2 separate regions of the Homo sapiens genome follow, and region 2 is linked to region 1. Evidence: read pairs that join two places in POLR2A ChIA-PET (ENCODE). Cell type or tissue: Panc1. All regions are shown on one strand.

The links. Peaks named below come from ENCODE experiments on the same cell type or tissue, not always from the same donor. Only the 100,000 strongest peaks of a DNase experiment are listed, where the experiment ranks them.
Region 2: POLR2A ChIA-PET joins it to region 1 with 16 read pairs; 3 of 35 experiments call an interaction of 5 or more read pairs at or near these places.

What each region holds. Positions count from the first base shown.
Region 1 is chr20:31,783,738-31,791,737 of GRCh38, forward strand. It overlaps TPX2 (TPX2 microtubule nucleation factor), which reads left to right. Exons shown (of 18, transcript NM_012112.5): 12 at 1-184. Among named protein-coding and RNA genes, the nearest start is that of MYLK2, 32 kb to the right of the region's middle. RefSeq lists enhancers at 1,883-2,382, 4,519-5,018. In Panc1, CTCF peaks have their summits at 5,072 (motif pointing left) and 5,276; no DNase peak of the experiment used is centred here.
Region 2 is chr20:31,665,181-31,673,180 of GRCh38, forward strand. BCL2L1 (BCL2 like 1) reads right to left here. Exons shown (of 3, transcript NM_138578.3): 3 at 1-906. The coding sequence ends at 769. It overlaps LOC124904883 (a long non-coding RNA gene), which reads left to right and starts at 5,925. Exons shown (of 3, transcript XR_007067559.1): 1 at 5,925-6,010; 2 at 6,396-6,505. In Panc1, no CTCF peak of the experiment used is centred here; no DNase peak of the experiment used is centred here; H3K27ac peaks cover 3,221 bases.

The DNA of each region.
Region 1 (8,000 bases):
AATACTTGAAGGTGGGCCCATCTTGCCCAAGAAACCACCTGTGAAACCACCCACCGAGCCTATTGGCTTTGATTTGGAAATTGAGAAAAGAATCCAGGAGCGAGAATCAAAGAAGAAAACAGAGGATGAACACTTTGAATTTCATTCCAGACCTTGCCCTACTAAGATTTTGGAAGATGTTGTGGTAAGGTTGAGGCTATGTGTGCTGGCAGAAGTGTACTGCTCATGACCAGATATCCACCCATTCACACAAAAGTTTGGGTAGATATTATGAGCAGGGCATCATATTAGGAACTGCAGGTGATAAAGAGACTTATCGGAAGTGGATTTTGCTTTTAGTTAACTCAAAGTCTGGTATGGGAGACAATATATGTGTGAATAATAGAAAATGGACAGAAGTGTTCTGAGAGAGATGACAGTTAAAATAGGAATTCAGAGGAGAAAATGGTTTCTTCCAGATAGAAAGTTCAGGGTGTGCTTTGTAGAGAGGCACATTTGACCTGAGCCTTGACGATGTACTGTAGTAATAGTTATTGTGTTGCTATTGTTGTCATAATAGCTGACAATTTTACTGTGTGCCAGGACTGCTCTAAGCCCTTTTCATATATTAGCCCATTAGTTTTGACAACAACCCCTTTAGGTGGGTTATTTTATCACCTGTTTCAGATGAGGTAACCGAGGCACACAGAGGTTATGTAGTATTCCTAGAGCACTCAGCTAGTACATGGTGGAGCAAGTAAGAGTTCAGACACTCTAGCTACAGAGTCTGTGATCCTAATACCTCATTATATGCCTCTCCATTACATGATAGAATTTTGACTTGCAGAAATGCAAATGGACTGGATTGGCAGAACATTCCAGGCAGTAGGAATTACATGATAAAAAGCCTGACGGTGGGAAACAAGAAGCTTCTACTGGGAGCTGTTAGTGGGTCAGTTAAGCTGGAGAAAAGTTTATCAAGAGCCACTGGAAACTGTTTCAGAGAAGTGAGTTGTAGTTTGATAATAGGCTCACAACCACAAGTTTAGAGAAAATGTGCAATCAGGAAGCAAGGCTACAGTCAGAGAATAAGCAATGGAGTTAAGCACCTGCATAAATGCGAAAGCGGCTTTTAGTTACATTTCAGTGCAGATGAGGACCTCACCCGCCGCCACTGGTTTGGATTGCCTGGATTGATGCAGGTCCGGGATAACTCTAGAAGCACTCTGTTTTCCTATCTTCTTTCTTTTTGCTTGCTTTAGAGTCACCATGCTTTTAGGGGAAACTGCACCAATGTATTACCTTTGACTGAGTACCTAGTTTTGTTTATTGTATTTTCTTAGCACTAAATCAGAAGCAACTTGAAGTTATATTTTCCAGGCTTTACAAAAATCATGATTATGCTTAGAAATGGTTCTCCTCCCTGATACCTACTTTTGATTGAGAGCTTTTTGCGTGACTTCTGTTCACGATGCTTTTTTTTCCCTGCCATGATGCATATGTACTATATGCCAAGCTCTGTTACAATAAACTGTTAAGAAATCTTCCCCCACCCAAGTGATTAATCTCCAAGGGCTGTGCCTTCTTTGTCTTTACCCATTGAGGAAACAGTGTTGTGAATACAACAAGGGAAAAGTAGGTTATATGCAAACCTCAGAGTTGTAGAGCCAGAAGGGCTCAACGTTTAGTTTTACATACAAGATAATGGAGCCCCAGATAAGAGAAATTATTTCTTCAGGGTTTCTATAACACTCTTTTGGCACCTTGCTTTTGGTTTTTTGTTTTGTTTTTTTTTTTTGAGTTGGAGTTTAGCTCTTGTTGCCCAGGCTGGAGTGCAATGGCGTGATCTCGGCTCATGGCAACCTCCGCCTCCCGGGTTTAAGCGATTCTCCCACCTTAGCCTCCCGAGTAGTTGGGATTACAGGCGCATGCCACCACGCCTGGCTAATTTTCGTATTTATAGTAGAGACGGGGTTTCGCCTTGTTAGCCCGGCTGGTCTCGAACTCCTGACCTCAGGTGATCCACCCGCCTTGGCCTCCCAGAGTGCTGGGATTACAGGCGTGAGCCACCGTGCCTGGCTGGCACCTTGCTTTTAATAACATATTTTCCTCCAAGCTTTTCCCCCTACCTAAGTTTTTGTTTTTATTTATGTACCACTCTCTCAATTTGTCCTATATCCTTGTACCTTACATACCAATATTATTATTTTAAAAATCAACTCACTTTGTAACCTAACGTAAATTTAAAGGGAACTTTTAAATAAATATGTAAATGGAAAACCAGTACCTTTTGCCACAAATAACACAGCAATAATAGCTAATACTTATATAATGCTTATTACATGCCAGGTCTTTATTCTAAGCTTTTTACATTTATATAATAATGCACTTAATTCTCACAACAACCCTATGAGGTAAGCACTGTAGGTACTTAATCCATTTTACAGTTAGGAAACATAGAGGTTAAATAACTTGCCCAAAATCACAAACTAGTGAGCGGCAGAGCTAGCATACGAATCTTAGGTGATATGATTCCAGGGTCCATGCTGTTATATAAAAATAGAGGTTACCTTTTAAAATAGAAGGTTCTTAGGAAGTATGTGCTTATTTAAAAAAAAAAAAAACAACAGTCTACACCTCACCTAAGATCCTTTCTCATAGCATCAGTCACACCTGAACTACTGTTTTTTTTTTTTTTTGAGACAATCTCACTCTGTTGCCCAGGCTAGAGTGCAGAAATGTAGTGGTGTAATCTCAGCTCACTGCAACCTCTGCTTCCCAGGTTCAACCAATTCTCATGCCTCAGCCTCCTGAGTAGCTGGGAATACAGGCACACACCACCATGCCCAGCTAAGTTTTGTATTTTTAGTAATGACTGGGTTTCGCCATGTTGCCCAGGCTGGTCTTGAGCTCGTGGTCTCAAGCAATCCACCTGCCTTGGCCTCCCAAAGTGCTAGGATAGTAGGCGTGAGCCACTGCACCCAGCTGAACTACATTTTTGAAAACACTGATTAGGAAATTGGTTTGTCAGTTGTGTGTACTCTAGAAATGCTAGGGTGAAGTAGTAAGTAGGGAAGGGTGACCAGAGTTCATTAGGAGTTAGTTGAGATCTTAGAGTAGTTGGGTACCAGGTTATACCTGTGAAAATTCTGTGTAAACAGATCTGCAAAGCACTAGGTAAGGTGTGACCGAATTGATACGATTTGCGGAATGGAAGTGTTTGCCAAATCCAGCTGGTTCTCAGAATCCTCTGGGGCTCTTATTACATAAACAGATTTGTTGGGTACATCACAGAGGGAGCCCAGATAAAGCACTGAGTATGGTGCCTGACACGCAGTAAGCAGGGGTATTATTAATAGTAATTGTCATTTTATTGAGTGCTTACATTGTCCTGAGTACTTTATGTAGATTGTCTTATTTATGTCTGATTACACTTCTAAGAGGTGGAGTCTATACTTATCCCTATTTTTCAGACAAGGGAATAAACACTGAGAGGTATCTAGTATGCAGAACCAGAATCTGAGCCCATCATCTCCTTAAACACTGTATTATTGTACCCTACAATGCTTACTGTTATCATATTTATTTTGGCAAATGAGGTTTCTGAGTTTGACACTGGCTGTTTGCAGGTTTCCCTACTAAAATTTCCAGTGATTTGACTTCAACTCTTGGTTTCTAGAGAAGCATAGCATAGGAAGAGATGTTAGATGTGTTTTCTTCTACCCGCTTCACTTTTCAGAAAGGGAGGTTTTGAAAGGGGTGCAAACCAAAAAGTATGAGACAGGTCTCAATCAATTTAGAAGTTTATTTTGCTAAGGTTAAGGATGCATGCCTGGGAGACAGGTCTGTACCTTTCTCCAAAGATGATTTTGAGGGCTTCATATTTTAAGGGGAAAGGGTGGATAGTGGGGAAAGGGGAAGAGATTTTGAAAAGGTATGGGTAGGTAAGAGGCAAATGGTTGCATTCTTTGTTCACATGTGAGAGGGGGTAGAGGAATAGTTACTTATGCATTCATCTAGTTCAGTGAATCTGCATTTTTACATAAGATAATTAGGGCAGAGGAAGCAATCAGATACGCATTTCTCAGGTGAGCCAAGGGATGACTTTGAGTTCTGTCCTTTGTCCTGTACCTGTGAAGATAAGCTATCAATTTATATTGTCAGGGTGAAATTCAACAGAACTGTTTTAGGGTGAAGAACTTGGGGCCCCCAAGGAATTTTCAAGTGGGCAAATTGTGAGGGAGGTATGTACCTTTTTCATCTTTGAATGGGAGGCAGGTTTGCATGTTGAAGTTCCTAGCTTGACTTTTCTCCTTGGCTTACTGATTTTGGGGGTCCCAAGATTTATTTTCCTTTCACAGGGGATTATAGCTTGCCTATGGAAACATTTAAAAGAAACATTTATAAGAGAGTAAGTCGGCCAGGCGCGGTGGCTCACGCCTGTAATCCCAACACTTTGGGAAGCCAAGGTGGGCTGATCACCTGAGGTCAGGAGTTGGAGACCAGCCTGCCCAACATGGTGAAACCCTGTCTCTACTAAATACAAAAAAAATTAGCCGGGCGTGGTGGCAGGCACCTGTACTCCTAGCTACTCAGGAGGCTGAGGCAGGAGAATTGCATGAACCCAGGAGGTGGAGGTTGCAGTGAGCTGAGATTGCACCACTGCACTCCATCCTGGGCAACAGAGCGAGACTCTGTCTCAAAAAAAAAAAAAAAAAAAAAAGTCTTTGAACTTCTAGTGTTGGACTTTTACAGCAGAATTTAAGAGCCCACCTTCCAGAGCCTGATGCAGCTTGTCTGTCTGATGCTTTTGTTCCCCATCCACGTCCCCCCCAGTGCTGAAGCTGTTTCGTGTGTCCTTACAGTGTTTCCTCTGCACTTCCACTTGTGGTTGATAAGTGGCAGGGGGACAATAAATAGAGTTGATGAAAGATGGGCTTGGGCAGCAGTGGGCCCAAGTGAGGCAGAAATGAGAAAAGGACTCCTGGGGCAGAGGTGGAGTGACAAAGCCTTGAGCACGAGGGTGTGAAATGTGAACTTGGTGCTGACCTCTATTGGGCAGCCGGGGCACCACGGAGGTGGATGTGGTGTCAGTGAGACCAGTGAGTAATTTTAGCAGAGATACTTTAGGGATGACTTGGGGAGGGCAGCAGGCTTTTTTAAAATATATATACTTCCCAAAATAACATTGCTTCAGAGTAGTTTCCTAACTGCCCTGGGACAGGCCTGAGATCCTGTCCCAGGGTACTTGGGGGGCACATCCTGTCTTAGGGAGAGGTATTCACCTCCCCATTCCCATCCCCAGTCCTGGCTGCTTTTCCTAAATGCATCATTTATCCACCCACATTGCCCCATTCTAACCACATATCACCTCTTTAGAGATACCTTCCCCTTCATTGAGGGAGCATCCCTCTAATAACCATTAGCTCCATATTCTGCTGGGTTTCTTTAGAGCACTTGTGAAAATTTGGAAGTATTTAATTTGTTAAATCTTCATTGTCTCTTTCCTCCATTAGAATGTGAGCTCCCTGAGAACAGGGACCGTGTGTATCTATATTATTCACTCTGTATCCCTAGCCCCTAGCATAGTGACCACCACAGCACAAGCACTCTGATATCGGATAACTGAGTGAGTAATAGTAGAAGCTGACATGCACCTAGACACTAGGAATTCAAAGATGGTATAAGACACGGCCCTTGTCCTCAAAGCTTTCATAGTCTGGTAGAGCATATAGATGTGTAAATGAGTAAATATGGTAATATTAACCAACATATGTTCATTGAACAGTTACTACGGGGTCTTCTAGTAGGTGATATGGGAAGACAAAAGAATGCAAATGACAATATTCCAGTCCTCAAGGAGCTTATAATTTAAAAAACTTAAAATAGCAAAAACAAAAAAAAACAAAAAAAAACTTTCTTTGTTTCTGTAAACCCAATTTTCTTTTCATTATTTCTAATCGAGCCCCTAGTTAACTTTGATGGAAGGGGGGCTGGGGTGTGAGTGGATAGTTGCTGCAAAGATGATTTTCATAAATCATCTTTTCCTCTCCCCCAACTAATTAAGAGATTGAGCTCACTCATACATATCTCCTTCATGGCCTACTTATTAGAGGTTTCCCTTGCTTCTCTTTTAAAATGCAGACATTTCTGTTGGGTGAATGCAGAGAGAGGGAATTATTTCAGAACTAAATGAATCCTCAATTACTTATTTCAATTACTTTATTTTATTAAAAAACCCCAAGGCCTAGAAGGATATCTGATGTGTTTAAGGTTATACAGATTGGAAGCAGAGCTGGGCTGGAACAGACAGACCCGTGGCTTCTTGCTCACTATTTGTCTCTCTTCCACTTGCCCCTGGTGCATTCAAGCAAGATGCTAGTGTCCACATGTCTATAGAAGAGCAGATTTTGTTGTTGTTGCTGTTTTATGGTAAACATCATTTGACAACCCATTTCTTGGAGTTTTGTCACTCTGAATACAAGATCTGCTATATTGGATTTCACTATGCTAATGATTCTAGCATTCTTTAGAAAACATATAAGAAATTTCACAGCAGAATGAGCATTCTCAGTGGTCACCTTGAGAGACTGTAAATCCCTTCCAATGATTGTGATACTGCAAAAAGCATTTTGGAAAAGCCATGCATCTTGAATCCTGAGATGAGCCTTTGGGATCCCTCCCAGGATGACAAATCTTCACGTGTATTTTAAACATTAATTTGCTTTTAGGATCTAGTCTAAGGTTATTTGGAACTAAAACTTCTGAGTAGTCCAAGATAATAGAGGTGTAAACTATTTGTTAAATGAATAGTAAAGATTGAGCAACTGTCTTGCATGGTCCAGAAAGTGCCTTTGAAAGCCACTCCAAGAAAGACATTCCAAACATGTTTCGAACGGTTGCAGCATTGTTGGGATTAAGGAGAAGGCTCCCAAGGTATCCTCCTAGAGTCCAAGGTATAAATTCTGTTACTCATGTGTTCATTCATTCTTACTGCATTCATTCAACAAACATTTACTGAGTGCTTTATACTTGCCAAGGTCTATGTTAGGTACTTGGGTCTGATGGAGTAAAATAGTCTCCATCCTCGAAGCACTCAGGCTAGCAGGGGGAAATGAACATCTAAATAAATAAGTGCAATTAAGTTTTGTATGGACTGTGATAAAACCATATACAATGGGATAAAGGGGTCAGTTCTGTAGGTCCTGGGAGTGGAGAGATCTATTGAAAGGCTTTATAAAAGAGGAAAGGCTTTATAAAAGTGGAGGCTTGAAAAGATGAATTGGGTGCTTTCAAGCAGCCGGGGCATTTCAGACAGAGAAAGCACAAGCAAAGGTAATGAGATAGGAACCATTTGGGGAGCGATCAGTAGTTCGTTGTGGTTGCAACGTGATATGTAAGGAGGGGTGAGAGGTAAGGCGGGAGAGTCAGGAGGGTACCAGATTAATGCTACTACTAAGGAGGCCATGAAGGCGATATTTATGAGTGAGATTCAAGCAAGTGCCTTGTGTTTCACGAAAAGGAATTTGTTATGCTGTTGTAGGTAAGCAATAGGAGCCATTAAAGAATTAATTTTTTTTTCTTTGAGACGGAGTCTTGCTCTGTCGCCCAGGCTGGAGTGCAGTGGTGCGATCTTGGCTCACTGCAAGCTCCGCCTCCTGGGTTCACGCCAGTCTCCTGCCTCAGCCTCCCGAGTAGCTGGGACTACAGGCACCCGCCACCATGCCCGGCTAATTTTTTTGTATTTTTAGTAGAGACGGGGTTTCACCGTGTTAGCCAGGATAGTCTCGATCTCCTGACCTCGTGATCCACCCACCTCTGCCTCCCAAAGTGCTGGGATTACAGACATGAGCCACTGCACCTGGCCTAAAGAATTTTAAGTCAGGAAGTAATGTGATCAAATGTGTTTTAGAGTAATAATGTGGACTACATGCAGACAATGAATTGGAGGAATGAGTTGTGGAGCTGAAAGACTGTTAGGAGACTAGCAGAATGGCACAGGCAATAGCTGAAGTAGGTCT
Region 2 (8,000 bases), 120 kb before region 1:
GTCCCTCAGTATGGTCATGGGAGCCAGGGAGGGGAAGGGACTAGGGTGGTGCTGAACTGCAAGGGCCACCCTAGCTTTGGCATGGGGTGCTTCCTGTAGCTATAGCCCCCTCCCTCCTGGGTGGGGCTGGCCTCTAGCCAGAGGCTTCTGGAGGACATTTGGACTGGGAGTGAGGACTCTAGCCAGTCCAGAGGTGAGGAGGGAGTCCTGGTCCTTGCATCTTTATCCCAAGCAGCCTGAATCCCTAGTCAAAAGTGGCCCCTAAATGGCTCTTAGGGGGTAGGGATGGAAGGAAAGGGAACCCAGGTTAGTGTGGGGAGAGTGGGGGGAAAATGATCAATTCTGAGGCCACAAACATCAAAACAAAGGCAATCTAGTCTCCTTTCTGGGGAAGAGGTTCTGAAAACTTTCAAGCTCCCTGGCAGAAAAACATTTTCAGGGAGGCTAAGGGGTAAGGGTTGCACCAATCAGGTAGGGCCCTCCTGCCCCCAGCCACAAACCCTTCCATACCTGCCAGCCTCCTTTGGACAGATTTTGTGGAAATTTTGTGAATTCTGAGGCCAAGGGAACTGAGGTGTGGGGGTCTCACAGAAGTGTGATAAATTCTAGAAAACTAGCTGCAAGGGACCAGATCTGGGCCCAACCCTGTGATGGGCAGGTGGGCATGGGCTGCATGTAGTGGTTCTCCTGGTGGCAATGGCGGCTGGACGGAGGATGTGGTGGAGCAGAGAAGGGGGTGGGAGGGTAGAGTGGATGGTCAGTGTCTGGTCATTTCCGACTGAAGAGTGAGCCCAGCAGAACCACGCCGGCCACAGTCATGCCCGTCAGGAACCAGCGGTTGAAGCGTTCCTGGCCCTTTCGGCTCTCGGCTGCTGCATTGTTCCCATAGAGTTCCACAAAAGTATCCTGCAGGGAGAGAGAAGGAAGGTGCAGTTTTAGTCCTCAGAGAGTGATGTAGGTGGGTGGGGAAAGGGGCCATCTGCATGCTATGGCCTTGGTGATGTGAAAAACTGTAGCCATCTGTGCCCACTCTGGGCCAGGTAAAGGGCTAAGGGTGGTCCTCTTTCTTGACCCTCCATTGGTGATAATCAAACCATGTTACTGCTGAGAAACAGGTAGAGAGGAGGAAAGTGCCCTGTCTGAGGTAAGTCAAGAAGTAGCACTTACTCCAGAATCCAAGGTGGGAACGAGATGGGCAGGGTCAGGGAACTGATGGAAGCCAGGTGGCTGGAGCAGAGTGCAGGAGAGGAGGGCATGGGGGAGATGATGGTGCAGGGGTGAGCAAGAGCCAGACCATACGTGGCCTGGAAGCCGCAAGGAGCCTAGAGTTGAGTCTGAGGGTAGTGTGGAGTGTGGAGCCACTAGGCCTCAGATTTTCTACTGCTGCACCAGAGGGAGGGATAAGGAAGCCCAGGGCTAAATCCCCAGGGTCATTTGAGGCCAATTCAGGGGTAGAATGGGTCCTGGGACTTCAGCCAGAGGCTCCTCCCTCTGGAGGGAGCCTCTGGTGGGCAGGTTGGTGACAAGAAGAGCAGGGCAGAGGAGAGAGGGTAACAATGATGCAGGACTGACAGGCCTCCATCACGGGGTCTGTGAGGCCTTGTCCCGGACATCCTCCACTGCAGGGGGTGTGACTCTGGGCCCAGGAGGTTGTGATCAACAGCCCTCTGCCCTGAATCTAAGTCAGAAGGGAAGCACATGACAGGGGGAAGGAGGAGCTGTGGGCTAAATTACCCAGCCCAGGGTGCAGCAGCCTGTGGGGCAGGGAGAAGGACGCTTAGAACATAACTTTTATGAGTAAGCGTAGTACCCAATTTGTCCTTTAATCCTCCCAACAATTCTGCAATGCAGGCTGTCTCTCCCCATTTACAGGCCAAGAAGCTGTGCCTCTGAGGGTCCAGGGACTGGATCAAGGTCACCCAGCTGTGTCAGTGGTGGAGCCAGAATCTAAAACTGGCATCTGGCACCTAGAAATATGTAAGAAAGAAGTAAGTTCCAGGCTGGGTGCGGTGGCTCATGCCTATAATCCCAGCACTTTGGGAGGCTGAGGTGGGTGGATTGCCTGAGGTCAGGAGTTCGAGACCAGCCTGGCCAACATGGTGAAACCCTGTCTCTACTAAAAATACAAAAATTAGCCGGGTGTGGTGGCACGCACCTGTAATCCCAGTTACTCAGGAGGCTGAGGCACGAGAATTGTTTGAACCCGGGAGACGGAGGTTGCAGTGAGCAGAAATCGCACCACAGCACTCCAGTCTGGGTGACAGAGACTCCGTTCAAAAAAAAAAAAGGAAGTACCATAGTACCGTGTGTGTGTGTGTGTGTGTGTGTGTGTGTAAAATGAATGAGTTACTGGCTGGTTCTTGCCTCTCTACCAAGACCTCTGCCACACTGGGCCTACATTTCCAACCAGTCCCAAATGGCCGAGTGGCTGCTCCCTCAAGACAGGCATGCCATCTCCAGTTGGCCTCAGGTCTCACCTATCAATTTGCTCACTTGTGACCCCTGCCGTGGCCCACTTCCAGTCTTGACAACCCCCTCAGTCCATGCTCCACACAGAGCTTTCTAAGAACACTGGAAGCCCTCCAGCAGCATTCTCCTGCACTTAGAAGGGCAGCATCATTTATTTTTGTATCCCTGGTACCTAGCAAAATGCCATGTGCACTGAGCTGCTAATTTGACTGAAGGAATCCTCAACATTAAGGCAGTAGAGAGCAGTGACCCATGAATCTCAGCCCTTGCAGAAGCACACTCCATTCAGTCACTCCAAGTTCTCAACCTTCCCAGGGCTTCCATCACACCTGAAATAAAGTCCCCACTCCTTACTCTGGCCAGCAAGGTCTAGTGGGATCTGGCTCCAACACTTTCTGGCCTCCTCCCCACCCCTGTCCCCTGAACTTCACTCCAGTCCCACTGGCCTCCTTGCTGTTCCTCCAACGTCTCCTGCCGCAGGAGTCTGCTGTTCCTGCTTGCCTGGAGCACCTGACCCCAGGTCGTCGCCTGCCTCACTCCCTCATTTCACAACCATGACTCCCCTCAAATGTCACCTCCTAGGGGAGGCCTTCCCTGACTGCCTTGTCTAAAACAGTACACCACCCCCGTCTCTCTCTGCCTGTCCCCTTACCTTCCTTGATTTTTCTTCTCAGTTTTTTTTTTTTTTGAGACACAGTTTTATTCTGTCCCCCAGGCTGGAGTGCAGTGGCACAAACTGGGCTCACAGCAACCTTTGCTTCCTGGGTACAAGCGATTCTCCTGAGTAGCTGGGATTACAGACATGTGCCACCATGCCCAGCTAATTTTTATATTTTTAGTAGAGATAAGGTTTTGCCATATTGGCCAGGCTGGTCTCAAACTCCTGACCTCAAGTGATCCGCCCACGGCCTCCCAAAGTGCTGGGATTACAGGCACGAGCCACCATATCTGGCCTTTTTTTTTTTTTTTTTGGAGACAGAGTTTTACCCTTGTTGCCCAGGCTGGAGTACAATGGCGCGATCTCAGCTCACTGCAACCTCCGCCTCCCAGGTTCAAGCGATTCTCCTGCCTCAGCCTCCCAAGTAGCTGGGATTACAGGCGCGTGCCACCACACCTGGCTAATTTTGTATTTTTAGTAGAGACGGGGTTTCTCCACGTTGGGTCAGGCTGGTTTCAAACTCCTGACCTCAGGTGATCTGCTCACCTCGGCCTCCCAAAGTGCTGGGATTACAGGCATGAGCCACCATGCCCAGCCACCATTTTTTTTTTCTTGTTTTTAAAAGATGTGCCCAGACTGACTTTGAACTCCTGGACTCAAGCAATCTTCCTGCCTCAGCCTCCTGATTACAGGAACTACACTACACAGAATGACCACCATGCCAGCTTTTCTTCTCAGTGCTTTATTTTTTAATTTTTAAATTTTTGTGACAGTGTCTCACTCTGTTACTCAGGTTAGACTGTAGTGGCGCAATCATGGCTCACTGCAGCCTTGACCTCCTGGGCTCAGATGATCCTCCTGCCCCAGCCTCCTGAGTAGCTGCCACACTACAGGCACACACCACCATGCCTGGCTAATATTTCTAAATTTTTTGTAGAGACAGGGTCTCACTTTGTTGCCTAGGCTGGTCTCAAACTCCTGGGCTCAAGGGATCCTTCTGCCTCAGCCTCCCAAGTGCTGAGATTACAGGCGTGAGCCACCATGCCCGGCCTCACCACCTCACCACATTTTTCCCCCATTAAGCTGTACTTCTCATAACTAGATTCTGTACTTTGTTTTTGTTGTGATGTGTCTTCCATACTAGATGTGTCTTTTTTTTTTTTTAGACGAAGACTTGCTCTGTCACCTAGGCTGGAGTGCAGTGGTGCAATCTTGGCTCACTGCAACCTCCGCCTCCCGGGTTCAAGCCATTCTCCTGCCTCAGCCCCCCGAGTAGCGCCTGCCACCACGCCTAGCTAATTTTTGTATTTTTAGTAGAGATGGGGTTTCACCATGTTAACCAGGCTGGTCTCAAACTCCTGACCTCAAGTGATCTGCCCTCTTCAGCCCCAAAGTGCTGGGATTATAGGCGTGAGCCACTGCCCTCGGCCTATACTAGATGTGTCTTGATGAGGGCAGAGGTCCTGTCTCGTTCCTATACACCCAGTGCTCAGAACAGTGTCTTGCTCTGTAAATACATGAGAATACATGAGTTAACAAATGTATTGCATGTCTACTACATGTCAGGCATTGGTATCCCATTTCATCTTCATCAGAATCCTGAGATGTAGATTTGAGCCACATTTCACAAATAAGATGCCTGATATTTAAAGCAGGGAACACTCAGCAAACAGATAGCAGAGTCGGGATCAAACTGCAAGACTGCCTAGCTTCAAAGGGAGGGCTGCTATGTCAGGACACTTCCCTGAAGTTGGAGGCTGGAGGGACCTGTCCTGTCAGTAGTGCTGAAAGGATGGATTTCCAGGAGAAGGAATGTGGGAGCAGGGTTGAGGTGGAGGATCTGGGGAAAGGAGGGCACTAGGGCCGTGGCTATGCTTCCCTGTCTCCCTCTCCATCCTAGCTAGCCTCTGCGGGTCTTGGCAGACAAAAATATTCTTACAGGAGGTTTGATTTTGTTGCTCCCAAGTACACCCAGGTGGAGTCACAAAATAGGCTTATCTGTGATGGGGGAGAGTTCCACACTATGAAGAGCATAGGAGAAGGCCCTGGTTATCCCAAGAGGCCAAATGTCTCTCAAGAAACCAGGGACACTGGGGTTGCAGCCAAAATGGGAGAGGCCTGGCTCCCTTGATGGGAACTTTCCTGAAGTAGACGGCTGGCAGCCACAGGAAATTTTCAGCTCTGGGGCTGGGTTGGAGTAAACAGGCGCTGTCCCCACAAGGGCACAAAGCATTCACTGTCCAGAAACAGTCATTCCTGGGTGGAGGGAACATTCTCATTTCAGTGCCATAGAAACATTCTCATTTCACCTGCCCCAGCTTCCACTCATGTGTTCCTGGTCATGACAACCTTCATTTCCATTTCAGCTTCTTTTCCTGGGGAAGGGGAGTAGTATTTCCAAGGGGTGTGGATTCTAAGGATTGCTTTTGCGGAGACAGCATGAGCAAAATGGGGCGTGCTGTTCCAGGGCGGGTGCTGGAGAGGCGGTGGCGTGGGTATATTTAGCCCATGGTTCACACGACACACTTGGAAATAAACAGAGCCATTTTCTCAGCAGGCGGCTGCTCTGGATAAATAAACAGGATTGCAGAGCAGCCCTGGTCTGGAAAAGCAGAGATAAGCCCCTACTGCACCTTGGGTGGCTCCCACTGGTTTTAACCAGGCTGGCATGGTAGGCAGGGGATGAGGTTTAAGAGTGGGTTGTAGGGAGGTCTCTGATGTCACAAAGGTTTCTAGGAGACCCAGGCCCAAGGGCCTGTCTGCATCCTCTGCTTGAGTTAAGAGGAAAGTGGGGTAGCTGACTTCCATGTGGGGGTTTGTAGGGCCACTGGCGACAGGCAATGGCTAATGACCTCCACAGGAGAGTCATGGATTCCTAGCCAGGTAGGCCCATGAAGTCAGCAAGGCCAACCCACCTGCCCATTCTACGTTTCCACTGCTGGTTTGTAGTAGAGCCTACACTAGAAAACTGGGTCTCCTGACTTGGCCCCTAGGAGATGCCCAGGCTAGTATCACTTTCAAGGTCCTTCTTCCAATACTTCAAGAGGCTTCAACAGTCCTGGCCACCCACTTGGAATGGCCCCACACTACATACTCCTGAGTGCTTCAGGCCCTGGTGCCTTTGCCAACACTGTCCTTTAACTGGTCACTCCATATCTTCCTCAGTTAACCAACCCCTACTAAGCCTATAGGACTCCATTTTGGAGTCCCCTCTTCCCTGCTCATCCCTCCCCAACCTCTGGGATGAATGTCTCCTTTCTGTTCCCAGACTCCTTGGACTTCTGTTTATACCAGGGGTATGCACTGAGGCTGGCATTGGAGACTCAGCCGTGAGCAAGGCTTCCATGGAGCTTATGTTCTAGTCCATTCTCAATGGTGGTAAGATCACCTCCAATGGCGTGAAGTGAAGCATTCTTAGACATTACAGTGATTTGTGGCTCTCCACAGGGCCACAGCACATAAGGAGATATAGAGTATATAGTATATATAGTATATAGGTATTGCCCTCCCATGAAATTTGAATACCTCAGCTATACTATACTATATATACCATATATATACACACAATATGTAGTATATATAGTACTGTATATACTATATATATACTTTACATATACTATATATTATATATTATACATATCTATATCTATATATACTATATATAGTATAGTATAGCTGAGGTATTCAAATTTCATGGGAGGGCAATTAGGACAAAAAAATCTGAAAAAGACTCCTTGCAGGGGTGGATGATAAAAAAAAAAGGTTGAGAAACCCTGTCTTACTGGGAAGCAGAGAGGATAACAAGAAAAAAAAAAGATAATTTTAGAGATGATAGGGTTTTAAGTCCTGGGGAGGTGACAGAGAATATCTGGGGGAGCCGGGCACAATGACTCATACCTGTAATCCCAGCACTTTGGGAGGCCGAGGCAGGCAGATCACCTGAGGTCAGGAGTTCAAGACCAGCCTGACCAACATGGTGAAACCCTGTCTCTACCAAAAATACAAAATTAGCTGGGTGTGGTGGCAGGCATCTGTAATCCCAGCTACCTGGGAGGCTGAGGCAGGAGGACTGCTTGAACCCAGGAGATGGAGGTTGCAGTGAGCCAAGATCACATTATTGTACTCCAGTCTGGGCAACAAGAGCAAAACCCTGTCTCAAAAAAAAAAAAAAGCCTGTTTTAGCAGAGGTAATAAGTGCAAAGGCCCTGAGGTGGGAGGGAGAGGAGGGGTGTTCCTGGGTTGATGGCCTCTGTGTGCCTGGTTTCCCCCAACAGTCTGGGGGCTCAGTGCAGGCAGGGACCAAGTCTGGCCCAGGACCTACTCAGACAGGCACAGACTGACTTCAGCTAGATCTCTGCCCAGAGGCAGCCAACTGAACGATGCAGGTCACCTTGTAGGTGCCTGTGACCCTGTAGAAGTCAGGTGAAAAGGTTGGCATGATGCCCTGAGGAAAGGGGCCCAAGTGCCAGAGGACCAGCCAGAGGCTGAAGTATAGTCCCTACTTGAATCTGATCTTTTAGTTCCCATCCTGGCTTCACTGCCCACATTTCCTTCTTTTTTTTTTTCTTGTAAATTTTTGGAGAGATGGAGTCTCACTACATTGCCCAGGGTGGTTTCAAACTCCTGGCCTCATCCTCCTACCTTGGTCTTCCAAAGTACTGGGATTATAGGCATGAGCAACTGTGCCCACCCTTCCCACTTCTTCCAAGTAGTGTGACTTTGAGCAGGTTACTTCACCTCTCTGGTCCATGGTGTCCTTGCTTTTTTTTTTTTTTTTTTTTTGAGATAGCCTCTCACTCTGTTGCCCAGGCTGGAGTGCAGTGGCATGATCTTGGCTCACTGCAACCTCAGCCTCCCAGGTTCAAGCAATTCT